Linked DNA regions of Mus musculus: region 1 is linked to region 2. The links are chromatin loops, found by intact Hi-C in ENCODE. Cell type or tissue: heart. All regions are shown on one strand. Links, peaks and the distances in the headings refer to the core of each region. The heading gives the core; the rest is flanking DNA.

Region 1 (8,325 bases), core at 110-8,109, 59 kb after region 2:
GAAGGCCAAAGGAATATAATCAGATCAGACGCAGGCACAAACTGAGTTGCTCATGCATCCACTGTTACTCATCCATCCATAAAGACCCACATTGGTCTTTAGTTATCCAGCATTTACCAAACACCCACTGTATACCAAGCACTCAAGATTTAATGCTAAACTAGACAGATGTACCAGTCCCTGCCCTATTGATAGACCACTATACTTATCTTTTATAATCGATGTATGTATGTGCGTACGTATGTATGTATGTATGTATTGAGAAAGGGTCTCTCTACATAGCCTTGGGGGCTATGGGATTCACTGTTTTCACAATGTAGACCAGACTGGACTCCAATTTCCTGAGATCCACCTGCCTCTACTTACCAAGTACTAGGATTAAAGTCACACACCACTACACCTGGCTTATGATCATTTAAAAAATATTTATGGTGTGTGTGTGTGTGTGTGTCACCTGCATGTATGTTTCTGTACTATGTGAAGTGCACTCAGAGGCCAGAAGAGGGCATCAGATTCTCTGCAACTGGAGCTACAGGTAGTTGTTAGCCACCTTTCGGTGCTGGGAACCAAACCTGGGTCCTCTGGAAGAGGAACAAACACTCTGAGCCACTAGACCGCCTCTTATGATCATTTCTAAATAGCAGAAGTGGGATGAGCATGGTGCACATTCCTGTTACCCCAGCATTCAAGAGGATGAGTCAGGAGATCACCATTAGTAAGAAGAACCTGTCTTAAAATGAGGCCGGCGAATTTCTGAGTTCGAGGTCAACCTGGTCTACAGAGTGAGTTCCAGGACAGCCAGGGTTACACAGAGAAACCCTGTCTCGAAAAACCAAAATAAATAAATAAATAAGTATAAAAAATAAATGCCACAAGAATAGGCCTGGGCCATCTGGCTAGAGATTGGCCTGATGACACATAAAAATATTGAGACTGGGCTGGAGAGATGGCTCAGCGGTTAAGAGCACTGACTGCTCTTCCAGAAGTCCTGAGTTCAATTCCCAGCAGAGAGATGAGCATAATTTAAAAAGTACTGGATATGATGGCACAAACCTTTAATAACAGTGCTTGGGAGGCAAATCTCTGTGAGTTCAAGGCCAGCCTGTATCAAAAAAAAAAAAAAAAAGCCAGGCATGGTGGCACAAGCCTTTGATCCCAGCACTCAGGAGGCAGAGGCAGGCAGATTTCTGAGTTCGAGGCCAGCCTGGTCTACAAAGTGAGTTCCAGGACAGCCAGGGCTACACAGAGAAACCCTGTCTCGGAAAAAAAAAAAAAAAAAAAAAAGACAGGGTCCCTTCTAAGCCTGCTTTGTTCTTGAACTCACTTTATAGTCAAGGATAACCTTGAACTTTTGTTTATAGTCAGGCTTTCTCTGTGTGTCCCTAGCTATGCTAGAACTCACTCTATAGACCAGGCTGACCTCAAATTCAAGAGATCAGCCTGCCTCTGCCTCCCATACCTGGCAATCATAAATTTCTAATCTATCCTTTGAATGCTGAGTCTTAGATTCAGGGTTTTGTGTATGCTTGGCAAACACCTGCCAACTGAGTGTACAGCTTCAGCCTGTACTAGAGTTTACAGTACTGCTCCTCCAAACCCCAAGCTGCGATTATGGGGACCCAACTCTCCCGAGGCTTCTCGATCTGGGATTCTGTAGTCCTACACTTAGGACGTCTCAGTTCTCCTAGTAAAAGCAAGTTGGAGAACGAAAGCCTACGCGGCAATGTCAGTCCTAGACAGAAATATCTCCCCAACTCCAGTCTTAACCCTAGTCCATGTCCTTGCCAGGACTAACTCAAGGGGACCATCCTCCTCCTAGGTTCTGCCCTATATAGGACACATTGTCCTTGCCAGCCACATACTTCCCCGACAGTAGGAAATAAGACCCATTGGAGGATCAGGCTTGCTTCAGACAGCTGTACACACGTACAATGCCCTGGCCAAAGTTCCTCAGCAGAGCTAAGAATTCGTGTATGTGGAGACCCTGAACATTTACTGGTTAAGAGATACACTAGGTAAATATGCTGGCTGAGCAGGCATGTGGTGGGGGATTAGCTCTCAAAAGACCACACTGAGATAGCTATTAGCTTTTAGTGTTGGCATAAGAGTTGGGGTACCCAACATGGTTTGAAGACCACTCTTGCCAATCCTGGCCCGGCAGGAACCTGAACTCTGACACTGCTAGGAGAGTGAGCAGTTGTAAGCAGAACCAAATCACAAGCCTCCCCTCACGGCGTTTCCCCAGAACAGGGGGATAGCAAGGGGCTGTGTGTCCCACAAGGGAGAAGGCAGGAGAGGTCCTATAGGAAAGGAAGGACTTGTGACCTGGGAGGAGATGCAAAGATAAAAGACATAATCCTCCAATTGTCTGCTGAGATCTTGGTTGGGTAGGGGAATAAGAATCTCATCCCCAGGTCTGACTCTGTGTGTAGGACTGTGTGGTAGTCACGTGTTCCTGTCTTGAAGGAATCCAGCAAAATCTGTTGTTTCTGATACCCATAACAACTAAAAATGTCTCTAGAAGATTCAGGCCATGTTAAGATCCACTGCCCATGGGCAGACAGGATGGTGCATGACTTTCATCCCAGCACTCGGGAGGCAGAGGCATGATGATCTGAGGTTGAAGCTAGCCTAGGCTACATAGTTCTAGGAGAGCCAGGACTACATAGAGACCCTGTTTCATAAAACAAAACAGGGCTGGTGAGATGGCTCAGTGGTTAAGAGCACTGACTGCTCTTCCGAAGGTCCTGAGTTCAAATCCCAGCAACCACATGGTGGCTCACAACCATCTGTAATGAGATCTGACTCCCTCTTCTGGTGTGTCTAAGACAGCTACAGTGTACTTATGTATAATAAATAAATAAATCTTAAATAAAATTAAAACAACCAAAAACAAACAAACAAACAAACAAACAAAAAAAACCCCAAAACCTGCCTATTATTCTGAATGAACTATGAGGTGAAGTAGCCCAGAGCCTTTTCTTTTCCAGCTGGCACCCTGGGTGGAAGCCAGCATGGTAGCTGAAGCACCCAGGCCTGGGCCACTCAGGACACTCTACCATCAGTATTCACATTGAAGCCCACCTCCCTGGAGCTGTTCACAGTGGTCCCAGAGCACTCTCTTCTAACATCTGGGTGCTTAGCTCCAGACAGGAGAATTAAAATCCCATTTTTCCTCTAAAAGGAAGTGTGGGGTGAGCCACAGGGCAGCTCCTGGGCAGGGCTGGAAGGAAATACCAGGAGCAGCTGTGGACAGCCAAAAGTGCCAGCAGAATGCAGGGAGCTACAGGGTTAGACGTGGCCAGAACTGGATCAGAGAGAGAATGCTCCACTTCAACAAGGCTCCATCTTTGAGGCCCTGGCCCTAGAACCCTTGTTCCAGTCACCCCAGGAGACCCAGACTCAGGAAGAGTACCACAGCTGGGGAGCCCTGACAGGAGCTTTCAGCCAGCTGCTCTGGTCTTCTGCCAGGGACTGTGGGATGCCAAGAGCCTGGTTGCTGCCCCCTTATGGTCACTAGTAAAAGCACAACTACATTAGAGGTTTTTGGCTTTTGCACTCCATCCAATCAGCTTCAATTTTTCAGCAGAGAGCACAAGGCCCTTATTGGACCCTGCCTTTAGAAACCGGTTCACTGATTCACATTCATTGGTCAGGGGCACAGTTGGATCCCAAGGGACATCTGGTTATCAATATCATCTAAGCCAGCCTAGATTTGTTAGTTCAGGTGATATCGGAGAGCAGGGTTCATGAGGGCCCGCGTGGCCTAACAGATGCACTGTTCAGTTCCCAAGCTTATTCCTAGCTCCCTCATAACTTGGTATACAAGGCCAGGGTCCTTCCAGGTCCTCAACTATTCAGAGCATACACTCCTCTTGATGCAGGGATACTCTTCCCCAAGCTAGACTCTAAAAACAGCATCTTCTGTAGTAAGATGTCAACACTGAACCTAGCAAAACACACCATCCAGGCAACCTTCCTGATTAATGCTCCCACCCACACGGCTGAGGAGCCAAGCAGAAGCTGGGACATCTGGGAACACTGGCGACCCACCCCAATACCCTGTCCCTGTGGCAAGACGAGTCCATCCCAGCCAACAGGGCAACTTAAATGGCTCATCAACTACAGAGGACCACGTGCCATCTCTTGAGACATCTGAGCTTCCCTTTTCTGCTTCCCTCCTGAGTCCTCACAGATCATCTCTTACTCCATAATCAGCACTCCCCTTAACCCAGGTACCCCTCAGCTCCAGGACACCAGGACACCCAGTATTCACATTGATGTCCACCTTCCTGGAGCTGTTCAGTGGTCCCAGAGCACACATCTCTAAATGAGGCAGATTAGTCAGGCTGGAGGTCAAGGACAATTAGGCACACTTGGGCCCTGGGTTCCTATGACAGAGTCTTTTTTTACCCGAAGAGATCTCACACCAAGCCAAAGAAACTCTAGGTCGGCCTAGAATAATTGAGTCCTTCCAATATTTATTATAGTGGGTCAGAAGCAGCAAGAGAGCCAGAGGGACAGGAACCCAGATTATTTGTTCTTCAGGTAGATCTTCGGGGTCTGCCAGTTCTCAGGGGCTTCCTTCAGGCCTGCCTTAAGCCAGATGCGCTTCAAGTCTTTCTCAAATTTGATCTGCAAGGGCAGAGGAGACAACCAACTTATTATAACGAGCAAAGCCTCTTTTAACCACTGTCAGTCTAGGTCCAAGGGAGTGCCCATATTCACCTGCTTCTTCTTCAAACGTCCTTCCCGGACCTTGCGACGTAGAAACCGGGTCCTTTTGACCAGTTTACGGTACTTGTGGTGGTTCATCTTTCGCCTTCGGATCTTCAGCACGTTTTTGCACTGCACTGGAGTGGCATCCCAGGCTTCCCTGACTCCCTGCTGGGCTTCCTCCTCCCCCTGCCTAGGTGGACATTCGTAGAACTGGGAGGGAGCCAGAGTCACTGGGACCTCGACATTCCGTCTGGGCAATAAGTATTGAGCAGTCAGCCAGCTCTCTAGAGGACTGATGGCCATCTTCCTGGGGACCAGGAACTCCTCAAGCTCTGACTGGGTCCTCTTACCAGGGAGGGAGGCAGCCCGACTTGGGCTTGCAGGCTGCAAACTGTAAAGGGGTCGAAAAGCATAGCTGCCAATCACCCCGGAGCCAGGGCAGGAACGACTGAAACCTGGGGAAACAACACAGTTGCTACTAGTGCCATCACAGCAGATCAGAACACCACTACTACCCAGGCTAGGGCAACATGTAGACCCAAATGGTAAGGCCTGCCCCTTATCCTTCCGTCTGGAGTTGTGATGTGCTCCTACATACTACATGCAAGCTCGCAGGAAAAGGTTTGTGCCCAGGCTCTTATTCCCAGTAGCGACAGGAGACTACTGAAGGCGAGCTGGGCCGCGATGATTCCCATCCCCAAGTCAGGTGTGGATTCCGCGTCCAGGGGCGTCTTACCTGCCCAGGGAACAACAGTCCTGGCCAGCCGTGAAGTCAGGCGCGCCAGGAACATGGTGAGCAGTTGGTCCGGCGGCAGCGCTCAAAGCTAGAACACAGGAACCAGCTGAGGTCACGCAGCGGCGACGGGCAGTGCTCTCGGCCGCAGGCCTCGCATATCCCATCACCCTGGGTCCCCCTGACCCGCGATAAGGAGACATCTTCAAAAGTCGCTCTGAGCGCAAATCCTGTCCCTACTTCTCTCCACCAGCGTGGTCGCTGTAAGCCGCCCACCCACGGTTCCCGCTCAGGCAGCGAAACCCACAGCGCAGGACGATATCGACGCTCGCACGCACCAAACAGACGCAGGCCAAGCGAGCTCCGCCGCCGCTCATCATCTGAGCCCCGCAACAGGCCCACCGAATCCCGGAAGTTAGGACCGATCAGGTCGCCTCTGACCTCGACCACTTCCGGTCCCTGGTCCTACGCAGCGCCCTCTGGTGCCCGGCTCTGCGCTAACTCGATCCTTGCGTGCCCGAAGGCGATCGCTTCCGGTTGGAGGGGACGCTTCCCCTGCCGCTGTTGTCCAGCAGCAACAACGTTCCGGGTAAAAAGTGCCCACACCCGACACCCACCACAATCCCGGAGAGTGCTCTCTGCGTGCACGCGGACTTTACAGTATATATATATATATTTTTTTCCTTTCGTCTCTCCCAAGCCGGTTAGCCTCCGGGTACCGCCATGGACCGTAGGACTGCGGAAGTGACAAGTGGCGCTCCTCCTGTTAGGGCGGCAGGTCGTTTAATAGTCCTGTGGGATAGGCTGGCTGCAGAATGGGGCGCTCTGCTTCTTGAGGCCTCAGAAACTCCGCCCTGTTCCTGCTCCGCGGTCCTACCCTGCCGCTAATCTCAAGTGAAAAAAGTCCTAATTTCTTTAGTGTGCCCTGAGGAAAAAAAAATTTTTTTTAAAGATTTATTTATTTTTTATTATATATAAGTACACTGTAGCTGTCTTCAGACACTCCAGAAGAGGGAGTCAGATCTCATTACGGATGGTTGTGAGCCACCATGTGGTTGCTGGGATTTGAACTTCGGACCTTCGGAAGAGCAGTCGGGTGCTCTTACCCACTGAGCCATCTCACCAGCCCCCTGAGGAAAAATTTAAATATCCTCACACACACGTTAATTTTTATCCCAAAACTTAAAAGCAGCTTCTTCAGAATACGGCTGCTGCTTTCCTTGGCAAGAGCCTAGCAATCCACTGCACCTCAGTGTGGACCAGAAAGTCCTGCTGGCTCCGATGGACAGGGGTGCAAGACTAGGGTTCTCCTTCATTTGAGAAACTACGTATGCCTCGCATGAGGGATTTCTGTGGATTCTTAACACAAAGTGGCCAAATATCTCATTCTCAGGCATTAACCTAGCTAAAGTTACATAAACCAATAAGAGGGCAGAAATTGCAGGCTGTCGTCCCAGCTGTGTAACTGAGGTCACAAAGTGATGTTGCGTGTACCCTACCTTCGAGAGGGGATGCTGGAGATATTTGTCTTTTCTAATGATGTTTCGAGAGGGGAGGCACAATGTGCACCTGCATATGCCACAGCACACATGGAGTCATTTCTCTTCTTCCACATTTAAGGAAGTGAATTCCAGGGATCTCATTCAAGTTGTCGGGTTTATGTGGCAAGCACTTAACCACTGCGCTAGCCCAAACAGGAAGGTTTATGCATTTTAGTCTGTCTTTAGTTCAGACTCTCACCCTGGGTTTAGCCACAAAAGGCAAATGGAGTCTCTAGATTCCAGCCCTCACCTTGGTGCTCCCAGTCCTCAACATGGCCAGCTTTTATTTGATGTGTTTCTCCTTGGATTGCATAACTAAAGGTTCAAGGAGATGAATAAAAGTAAATAAATCCATCAGAGAAATGGTCATGTTCACAACAACCCGTATCGGGACAGGTCTTTGTAGAGTCAGGGACAATAAGAGAAAGGGCAAGTGGAAACAAGTTTTGGAAAGAGACCAAGCAAAGCATCCTCCTTACACAATCCCGGGAACTAGCAAGTTTCTAGTCTTCCAGGAGGTGAGTAAAGCCAACCTTGTTAAGATCCCTATACTTTCCTGGGTGGTGGTGGCCCACGCCTTTAATCCCAGCACTTGGGAAACAGAGTCAGATGGATCTCTTTTGAGTTGCAAGGCCAGCCTGGTCTACAGATTGAATTCTAGGACAGCCAGGGCTACACAGAGAAACCCTGTCTCAAAAAACCAAAAGACCCCCTGTATCTCAAACAGGCTCCAGGCCAAAACAGAACATGCCCAACCAGGGCAGGGTAGCTGCTTGGCCATGGTGGCAATAAAACACAGACACATAGCCATGACACCATGACATTGTATTGCTACTGTAAACTAACCTTGCCAAGGCAGATCTGGAATTGCAAAGGTTAATCCTTCATAAAAACCTAAGAAAAAAAGCACTGCTGGGGCTGAAGAGATGGCTTGGTGGTTAAGAGTACTTCCTATTCTTCCGTGGGATTTTCGTTTGTTCCCAATCAGAAAGAACCCGAAAGAAAGAAAGAAAGAAAGAAAGAAAGAAAGAAAGAAAGAAAGAAAGAAAGAAAGAAAGAAAGAAAGGAAGGAAGGAAGGAAGGAAGGAAGGAAGGAAGGAAGGAAGGAAGGAAGGAAGGAAGGAAGGAAGGAAGGAAGGAAGGAAGAAAGAAAGAAAGAAAGAAAGAAAGAAAGAAAGAAAGATCACTCACTGGTAGAAGATTTGGGGGGAGAGTCTGTGTAAATTGTTTTCTTTAGAGTATAAAGATGAATTTAAAAGTGTGAATGGCCAGAGGTGGCCCCACCCTGGGGCCTGCCTGTTACAGCCTAGGTTGAGGAACCCTAGAATTGAG
Region 2 (8,325 bases), core at 301-8,300:
CCACAGGTTGGGGTTAGATGTATTGAAGAAGAGCGCAGACCACCCAATGCTCATGATCTAGACACCCCTTAGGGGGCTTTCTCCCTTCCCCCACCACACCATACTGGTGCCTCACCGAGATGACGGTGTCGCCCTGGCACTGCTGAGACAGGTCTCGGACACCGCTCACAAAGAGCCTGTTGGTGGTGACGTAGGCTTTGCCGGCTTCAATCATACCACTGCACAGTTTGACCAGCTACAAGTGGGACAGAGTGGGCAAAATGAGGGCCTGACTTTCTCCAAGCTGGTAACGCAGATCCGCCACAAGGCCAGGCCAGAGAGGATACACTTTCAGTCGGGGGCAGCCAGAATTTAACTCAGGCCCATTAACATCCAGACATAGCTGCCCCTTTTCAGTTCAGGGCTAGGGACAGACTCTATCACCTAAATGGTATTCAGAGGATCATCTAGAAGGAGAGATTGGTGTTCCCCTCCCCGTCACACTAGGCACAGCAAACACAGCAGCTATTTCCCAACCAATAGGCATCTCAGACACAGGCAGCTATACCTGGAGTCATCCCATAGTCCCAGGCTGGGCTTGGAGTGCGCACAGTAGTGTTGGGCACTCTATGTACCACCAGCTCTGTCTCTTACCTTGTCCAGTTTAGCCTCGATCTCAACCACATCTGTTTCTACCTCATCAATAGTTGCCCTGCAACAAGAATTGGGTGGTTAGATCACTTGGAGTTTCATTTCCTGTTGCATCCCCCCAGGGGTTTTGTTGCCAGAATGGGGCTCCAGGAAACTGGGGCTGAGAGCGATAAACACCCTCCCTGCCCGATGGACATAACTGGGACCCAGGTCCAGCACTTTGGAGCTACCCAGAGCAGGCTGAAGCCACCCAGTCTTGCCACATGGGCTATCCCATGATATCACATACATACACACTACAGTATAGCTATGCCCCATGAGCCAAGGGTTAACATGTCCTTATTTCCTAAGCACAATAATGCTGAAGTCTCATGATGTGGTGTTGGTGCCCATGATAGTCTTCTCTGGGGCTCAGAGTTGAGCTTTGACTCCATCTGGACAGGTCCCTTCTCACTGAAAAGAGCCTGGTCCCTTACTTCTTTGCTTCAACTACAGGCCAATTTGGCCTGCAGCTAGATGACCCTAAAACAGTTGGTTATGAACCATCAGCTAAGGGACCTCAAACTCCACCTCCCTCAACCTCAAGGCTCCATACAGCTCAGCTCAGTCAGAAGAAGAGATGGATCATCGGGTCTCCTTGGAGCTCATTCTCACCAATCCAGGCTGATAAAGAAGATGCCCTGGGGAGGGAGGAGTTAATGATGACATCACCAAGAGAAGCCTGGGAGAATCCCGGAAGCCAAAGGCAGATGGATCGGGCACGTGACTGCACCCCCCAACTCCAAGTTGGGAACAGGAAATCAGGAAATCAGGGCAGACTCCCAGCAGCCCCCCACCTCATTCAACCAGCTCAGCTGGTGAGCTAGGCCCATCTGGCCTACAAGGGAAGGGGTACCTTGGGAACAAAATAGGCCGAAGGTTTAGACAGACCTCTAGGAACAAGACTTACACGGGCTGGAGGTTGGGTGTCAGAGGGGAATTAGTTCTAGCAGCTCCTTAGCCCTTTCTGCCCTACTCTTTAGAAAGGAAAGGAGAAAGACCTGTTGTGGAGTTTCTCCTGGGTAAGGGGCATGAGAAGCATAGGGGCTGAAACACGGTTTCATTTAGAACCTGGGCTGAAATGGCCAGGCTGCCCTAGCCACGGACCCTCGAAGATCCCGGCCATCAGCCTCATCCCTTCGTAAGGGCTTAGGCACCGTGATTCCTAAAGCTCAGAGGGACAGGGACAGAGCTGCAGCATCCGAGTGAACCATTGGCAGCCATGCCTTTGATGGATGCTGCACAGCCTGTCCGGCTTGGTGGGGGGGGGAAAAAAAAGTCCTTTATCTAAGCCTAACACAGGCTACCACAGGAGGCTCTGTTCCAGGATTCTGGCCACTACGCGAGCCAGAAGTTCCAGAACACAGATGTAACTATCTGCCTAGGAGAGACCAATTCAGTGCTCCCCAAGCAGGCCTGACAGCCCAGACAGCTGCATGGAGAGCTGCAGCTGGCCAGGGAGCCAGAAACTGGGAGGGGCTGCAGCAGGAGCTGGCATTTGTATTCACGGGGACAGGGGAACATAGTGGGCAGTTAGTACAAGCTCAAGGGGGCCAGCATTCTGTCCCGGGAGTCTCTCAGCACTCCCTTCCTCAGCCAAGGACCTGAGGCATCCCCTCCTGCCCCATGCCTATTTTTTGCCAGCCAGGGACTTCCTCAGCAGCTTGGAGGTTGGGGAGGAGCCCCCTCACCAAAGCCATGACTCAGCGCTTGAAGCCCCACCCAGGGAAGGGCTTGCAGCCAAGGCTGGGCCGGCTTCTCTTCCGGGGCTCCCCTGCACCCCCACCCACAGCTTCAGGGACTATGAGACATTCCTAAGGCTGTCACAAGCCCTTATTCTAGGCCAAGAGTCCCAAAGCAAAACTACCAACGTTTCTAGGTTTGGGTCTAGGCTCCACCTCACTTCCACATCCTTCAGACAGCCCCACCCTGCCTCACCTAAAGGTTCTTGGCCACAAAGATCAAGTTATAACTTCAGTAAAACCTTAGAGTAGACAAGGTACTCTTCGAACTCATCCAGTCACAGCCCACCCCACACCACCAAGCCAGGTTCCATCACCCCAAGACCAATGTCCGGAGAGTCATCCCCAGCATTCCCCTCCTCCATCAAAAGAAATGATGTTAAGCCTAGGTACCTGCCACACCTACTGCAGCCCCACAAGTCCAACTGGCTGGCTGTGGCAAAGAAGGCCTAGAGGTGAGTGGATTTCTGCTTAGGCCCAAAACCCTGTACAAGGCAGGGTAGAGCCAGGGCTTTGCAGAAAGGGGTAAGGGCAAAAATGAGAGCGCTTCAACTGGGGCCCAGTTCCATGCACTGAGACCTTGGCTAAGACTCCTACCAAATGGATGCAGAACTGTGGGGTATCAGAGGCTCTCAGACCACTCCTCTCAATAGAAAACAGGAAAGCATAGTTGACTGCCTTAAGCCCCCTGCCTATAGTCAGTGGACACTCTTGGCAAACTCTAACGCTCCAAGGTGTTTCTGGCTGACTCTCTTGCAAGGTGGTTTTGCAAAGAGCTGGACTGCTGAGGTAGGCCCTCAGAAACCCAGCACTCATGTACATATGTGGTCAAGCTCACACGAGCAAAGGCATGATACATGCTTATACATAAACATGCATACATGTATTAGCACAGGGCATGCAGACATGTGTTCCAGGGATACAGTGCACACTAAAACACACACCTGCATACGTTAACATGTGTCTAGTAGCATGGCAAACACGGTTCACGAATCCACAGAGATGTAGCACATGTACACACGTGTCCATCCACACTAGGCTATGTGCATGCATCAAGCACACCAACTCCGTATCACAGCTCACCCACACATTCATGTGCACCAAGGAGAGCAGAGTGGCAGAACATGCTCCCCCCCCCCCCGTGTGTGTGTGTGTGTGTGTGTGTGTGTGTGTGTGTGCACATACAGAGGTGGGACACCTCACGAAGGTCCGAAATTTCAAATGACACACAGGAGGTACTCCATTACTGTCTGCCAAATGCCACTCAATGAAACAGATGTATATCTGTGTGGCCATGTGGTTCACACAGATGTGCACGACTGTATTCCAGGAACAATAAAAGAAACAAACCCATAGGTGAATAAGGCCCATACCCTTCCACCTAAACACGACTTCCTCATCCTTACAGCCTCTACCCCTTCAGGCTCCTGGGTCACTCATACATCCGTTAACTCTCACCAAGGTGTCTATCTCAGGCCCTGATGGCTCCGGCTGGTTGCACCCATACACTGCTCTGGACATACGGATCAAGATAGAGACCAAGCAGGGTGCCAGACAATCCTAGCCAGAATTGGACTACAGGGCCAAGGAGGAGCCCAGTACTTGTGGCACACCAGAGCATACACACAAAGAAGGGTGGACAGTTCTAGAGATGGCACTGGACGCAAATGCCCAGTGACACACAGCTGCCCAAGGCGGTCTGCACACTCACCCCCGCGCGCGAGGTGATCAGCACAGGGGCGTCTTTTGTTCCGGTCCCCCGAGGCCGGAGGCGGAGCTGCGCAGCTAGGGGACCGCGACTCCGGCTCCCGCCGGTTTGTCCGTGCCAGGTCTTCTGCTCCGTCCAGGTGGACTCGGAGCGGTCACCACGCTGGACACCCCTTGCCCGCCTCCGGCACAAAGGCGGCTCCCCATCCCCGCCCGCGCCCTACCCCGGGCCCGCAGCACACCTGAAGCGCGGCGAGTCCTTGATGCATTCCTCGAACTCTACCGTCATGGCTGCGGCGAGCGGTGCTCACTGTGCGGAGGACCAAGGCGCGTCGAGCGGCATCCCCGGCCCGTGGACCGTCTGTGGCGCCCGCGCCGAGCTGCGCTCCGCGCCCGCCCGCCCGCCTGCCCGCCTCGGTCTGAGCCCGGCGCGCCGCGGCCCCGCCCCGCCTGTCACCGCTGGGGAGCGTCGCCAAAGTCAGCCTCTGCCTGCGCCACCCGCTGTCACCTCCGGGGAGCGTCGCTAAAAGCGCCGCTGCATCCCCTCGCCTGTCGCTGCGCTCTGTCCTCGGTCACCACGGTCTGGGAGCTGGGCCGGCCTCGGCGGTTGGGCTTCGGAGTGGTTTGGCTCGGTCGCGGGACAGGGAAGGGCACGGCTCGCCCACTTCAGGCATCACGGCGGTGGTGAACTCGGCTGGAATGCTGCCGACGGACACACTCCGCGACGGCGGCGGGGAGATCGGGAGTGAACGAATTAAGGTCGCTTGTGCGGAAGCGACCCATCATCGCGCCCCTGTGAGGCCGAGGACAGGAAACATAGCCGGCTCTAGAGGACCGCACTTTGCACCCGATCCCTAAGCTTGGCTCCGCCCCCGCCTCTCCATTCAGGCGGGGCGGACCGAGTCAGTGCGCAGGCGCCGTCCCTGCTGGGCTGGGTCGACCGCGGGCCACGTGCAAGCGCCCCGCCCGCTCAAATATGGGCTCCTGCGGGGCGGTGGGCTCGGTGCGTGCGCGCTACCTTGTGTTCTTGCAGTACTTGGGCACTGACTTCAAGTACGTTTTCCCGCTGTTACCCCCGCGTTCTCCACTCGGCCTCGCGGGAAGTCCGCGAGGTGACCAGGACGGGCGCGATCGGTCTCGGGATGCGGGATTTTAGGAGCCGAGGAACACAGTGGCCTGCACCGAACCCACGCGCCTGGGCGCCGAGACCCCTGGCGGGACAGCGTCCACAGACACCGCAGATAATTCCTTCCTGTTTCTCTCCGCAGTGGGGTTGCGGCCGTGAGGGGCAATCCGCGCGCTGTTGGGGTGCTGAACTTCCTGGAGGTGAGGACCGGTTTGGGGAGGAAGAAGCAGTCGGCAGCTCCAACCCCTACCCACTCTCCTCCTCCTATTCCACGGACTCCGGCCATCGATGTGGCAGCCGCCTGTACGGTTCCCGCAGGAGGCTGCCAAGCGGCTGAACTCTGTCGACCCGGTCAGGTTCACCATCTCTAGCCGCACCGATGCCGGGGTGCATGCCCTGAGCAACGCGGCGCACCTGGACATCCAGCGCCGCCCAGGGCAGTCGCCTTTCTCCCCGGAGGTCGTGGCCAAGGCCCTCAACACCCACCTGAAGCACCCGGCCATTCGGTGAGCCCGGGGTTTTGGTATGGTTCTGGGCTTTTTTTTTTGTCTTTTACCATTGCACCCCACTGTGGTGGGAGGCAGAGATTTCCATAGTGCTGTGTGGACAGTTGGGCATACTCATTCCTGGGATGAGCCAGATCTGCTTGCCACAGTGTACTGAAGGCCTTCCGAGTGCCCAACGACTTCCACGCTCGACACGCAGCCACCTCCAGGACCTACCAATATCGTCTGGCCACAGGCTGCTCCTGGCCTAATCAACTGCCTGTGTTTGAACAAAATGTATGCTGGGCTCTGCAGACAGAGTGAGTGAGCTAAGAATGGGAAGAAAATGGCTCACCATCCATCTGCCTGGGCTCTCCTCAATAATGCTCATTTGGCTCTGCAGGTACCTGGATATGGCGGCCATGCAGGAGGCTGCCCAGCACCTCCTCGGGACACATGATTTTAGTGCCTTCCAGTCTGCTGGCAGCCCAGTCACAAATACTGTACGCACACTTCGAAGAGTCTCAGTGTCACCTGGTCCAGCCAGCCCATTTGTCCTCCCCGAGGGGAGCAGGTGAGACGACTAGCCTTTCACTATGCCAGGACTAGAGGCCACCAGGGTCATTACTCATAATACCTCAATAAAAGTGAGATGATGCTAAATGGGTATATTGCACATCCATTGGGCCTAGAGGGTGTAAGAAGGTGAGCCAGAAACTTGTGTCTTCTTCCTGTTGGGTGGGGTCTCTGCCAGCCTGGGGAGCACAGGGTGGAAAATGTTGCCTTTCTGAGGGCCCTGCCAGACCCATAGCTCTTTATAGCAGGTAAGTTCTGGCAGTCTCTGAAAAGATTTCACTAGAGCGAATAGTTCCATTCCACTTTGACAGACTACGTTAAGTTCTCTGCTTCAAACACCAGGAATCAGCCGCTCACCTTGAGAACATAACATCTGGAACCAGCTCCAAGGGTTTGGTAAAGGGGCTTTGGTGTGACCAGGCACAAGAGCACATGGCCTAGGTTCCATCTTGATAGGTGGGCTGGCTATGTCCTGCTTCAGCACAAATACTTTAGCCCCAAAACATGAAGGCCCAAAGCAATCGCTATTTCCCGTGCACAAACTAACCAATGCTCTGTTATATAATTGTTTCCTTTCATGGTATATGTAGAGTCGAGTAAGTCATGCAAAACTCGCTCACCCTCTGGAACTGGTGGTCAACTAGGCAAGAACCCACCCTGGATGGAAGCCTTTAAACCAGTATATAAATCGTTGTCTTGTCTGAAGCCACATGGTGAGCTAGGTTGGCTGAGCCTGCCCTTAGCTTGGACCTCAAAGCTGTCTGTGTTCCTAGGAGGCTGCAGTTCTGGACCTTGGAGTTTGAGAGCCAGTCTTTCCTTTATAGACAGGTAGGCTGTCTTAACCCTCACAGGATGGGCTCGGGTAGACACACCTGTGACAACCTGAGCTCTCTGCTGCAGGTGCGGAGGATGACAGCTGTGTTGGTGGCTGTGGGGCTAGGGATCCTGGCACCCACACAAGTGAAAGTGATTCTGGAGAGTCAAGATCCCTTGGGCAAGTATCAGGCTCGAGTTGCTCCAGCCCGTGGCCTGTTCTTGAAGTCAGTGCTGTATGACAACTTTGGTAAGAGGGGATGGGATTGGAAAGAATCTTTCCCAAAGCTGGGTTGTCGCTCAGGGAGGGGACTTTTGGATGCAGTCAAAGCCCACATTGTACTAGATGAGTACCCAAGCACCTAGTGGGGAAGCCAATGACAGTGGGGGGGAGGACTAAGGGATCGAATCAGCGATTCCCCAGGGTGCGTGGAGTAAGTGGTCCACTGGGTCAGATTTTGGGGATAAGTGGGGTCTCTGTAAGAGTTCTATTTTGACCTAGAGTCTATCCATAGGTCCTACATCCTGAACCCTATGGTGTCCGCGGTGTGGAAACTAGATGACGGTACACAGTGGAGATGAAGTGGAGATTGTACAACATTTATTGTGCTCGGCAGAGATTAATCTACAGCTATGTAGGGCTCTGGCAGTCCTGCCTACCTTCCAGCAGCTACCACTTCCCCGGGCTCTCTACCCTGGACATCCCTTTGTCACTAAAGGGAACAACATGGGGTACCAGGCAGTCAAAAGCTGTAAAAACCCCATTTTTCTGGGAACCCTGTTTTCTTGGGGCAGAGAGTAGGAATAAAAGACATAGAGAACAAAAAGGTCTGTTTATTACTTTAGCCAGCCTATGACTCTGATCTTATCCCTAGAACGGGGTCTGTAATCCAGTCATGGTCTCCCATTTACTCAGGGCACCCGCCTCTCGGCCGAAGCCCTGGTCCTGCTGGGAGAACAGCAAGAGACAAGAGCAGTGGATTCCTGGTGGATACATGTCAGCTGGGAGCCTGAGGAAGGCCATTTTTGAGCAATGTTGTGAGGAAGCTTCCCAGCTCTTCATCCTGTAAGGAAGGGAGCCACAGTTAAACACTGCAAACAACACAATTCCAAGGAAGTGAGGCCTACAGGAGTAATAGTGATGCCCATGCTCCTTACCTGGTAAGTCCAGGAGACCAATAGCACCTTGGTACCAGGGTCCTCCGAA

Evidence for each region. Hi-C counts contacts between places; a loop is a spot of excess contacts. Peaks named below come from ENCODE experiments on the same cell type or tissue, not always from the same donor. Only the 100,000 strongest peaks of a DNase experiment are listed, where the experiment ranks them.
Region 1: it touches region 2 in a loop (2.0-fold over the local background); 4 of 42 quality-filtered maps call a loop at or near these places.

Annotation. Positions count from the first base shown.
Region 1 is chr4:155,829,201-155,837,525 of GRCm38, reverse strand. Aurkaip1 (aurora kinase A interacting protein 1) reads right to left here and starts at 6,257. Exons shown (of 4, transcript NM_025338.4): 1 at 5,791-6,257; 2 at 5,456-5,543; 3 at 4,729-5,174; 4 at 4,428-4,635. The coding sequence starts at 5,510. The coding sequence ends at 4,534. In heart, for the core only: CTCF peaks have their summits at 3,507 (motif pointing left) and 5,922 (motif pointing left); DNase peaks (open chromatin) are centred at 3,385, 4,075, 5,935, 6,225 and 1 weaker place; H3K4me3 peaks cover 2,670 bases; H3K27ac peaks cover 1,766 bases.
Region 2 is chr4:155,888,477-155,896,801 of GRCm38, reverse strand. Ints11 (integrator complex subunit 11) reads right to left here. Exons shown (of 17, transcript NM_028020.3): 16 at 8,277-8,325; 17 at 7,699-8,182. The coding sequence ends at 8,117. Pusl1 (pseudouridylate synthase-like 1) reads left to right here and starts at 5,040. Exons shown (of 8, transcript NM_001033490.1): 1 at 5,040-5,171; 2 at 5,387-5,444; 3 at 5,563-5,750; 4 at 5,900-6,049; 5 at 6,133-6,303; 6 at 7,079-7,133; 7 at 7,206-7,368; 8 at 7,634-7,945. The coding sequence starts at 5,095. The coding sequence ends at 7,647. Acap3 (ArfGAP with coiled-coil, ankyrin repeat and PH domains 3) reads right to left here and starts at 4,927. Exons shown (of 24, transcript NM_207223.1): 1 at 4,361-4,927; 2 at 634-691; 3 at 116-235. The coding sequence starts at 4,407. LOC115489960 (a long non-coding RNA gene) reads left to right here and starts at 8,035. Exons shown (of 2, transcript XR_003955325.1): 1 at 8,035-8,279. In heart, for the core only: CTCF peaks have their summits at 1,990 and 4,669; DNase peaks (open chromatin) are centred at 1,401, 2,371, 4,581, 4,991 and 3 weaker places; H3K4me3 peaks cover 5,045 bases; H3K27ac peaks cover 3,003 bases.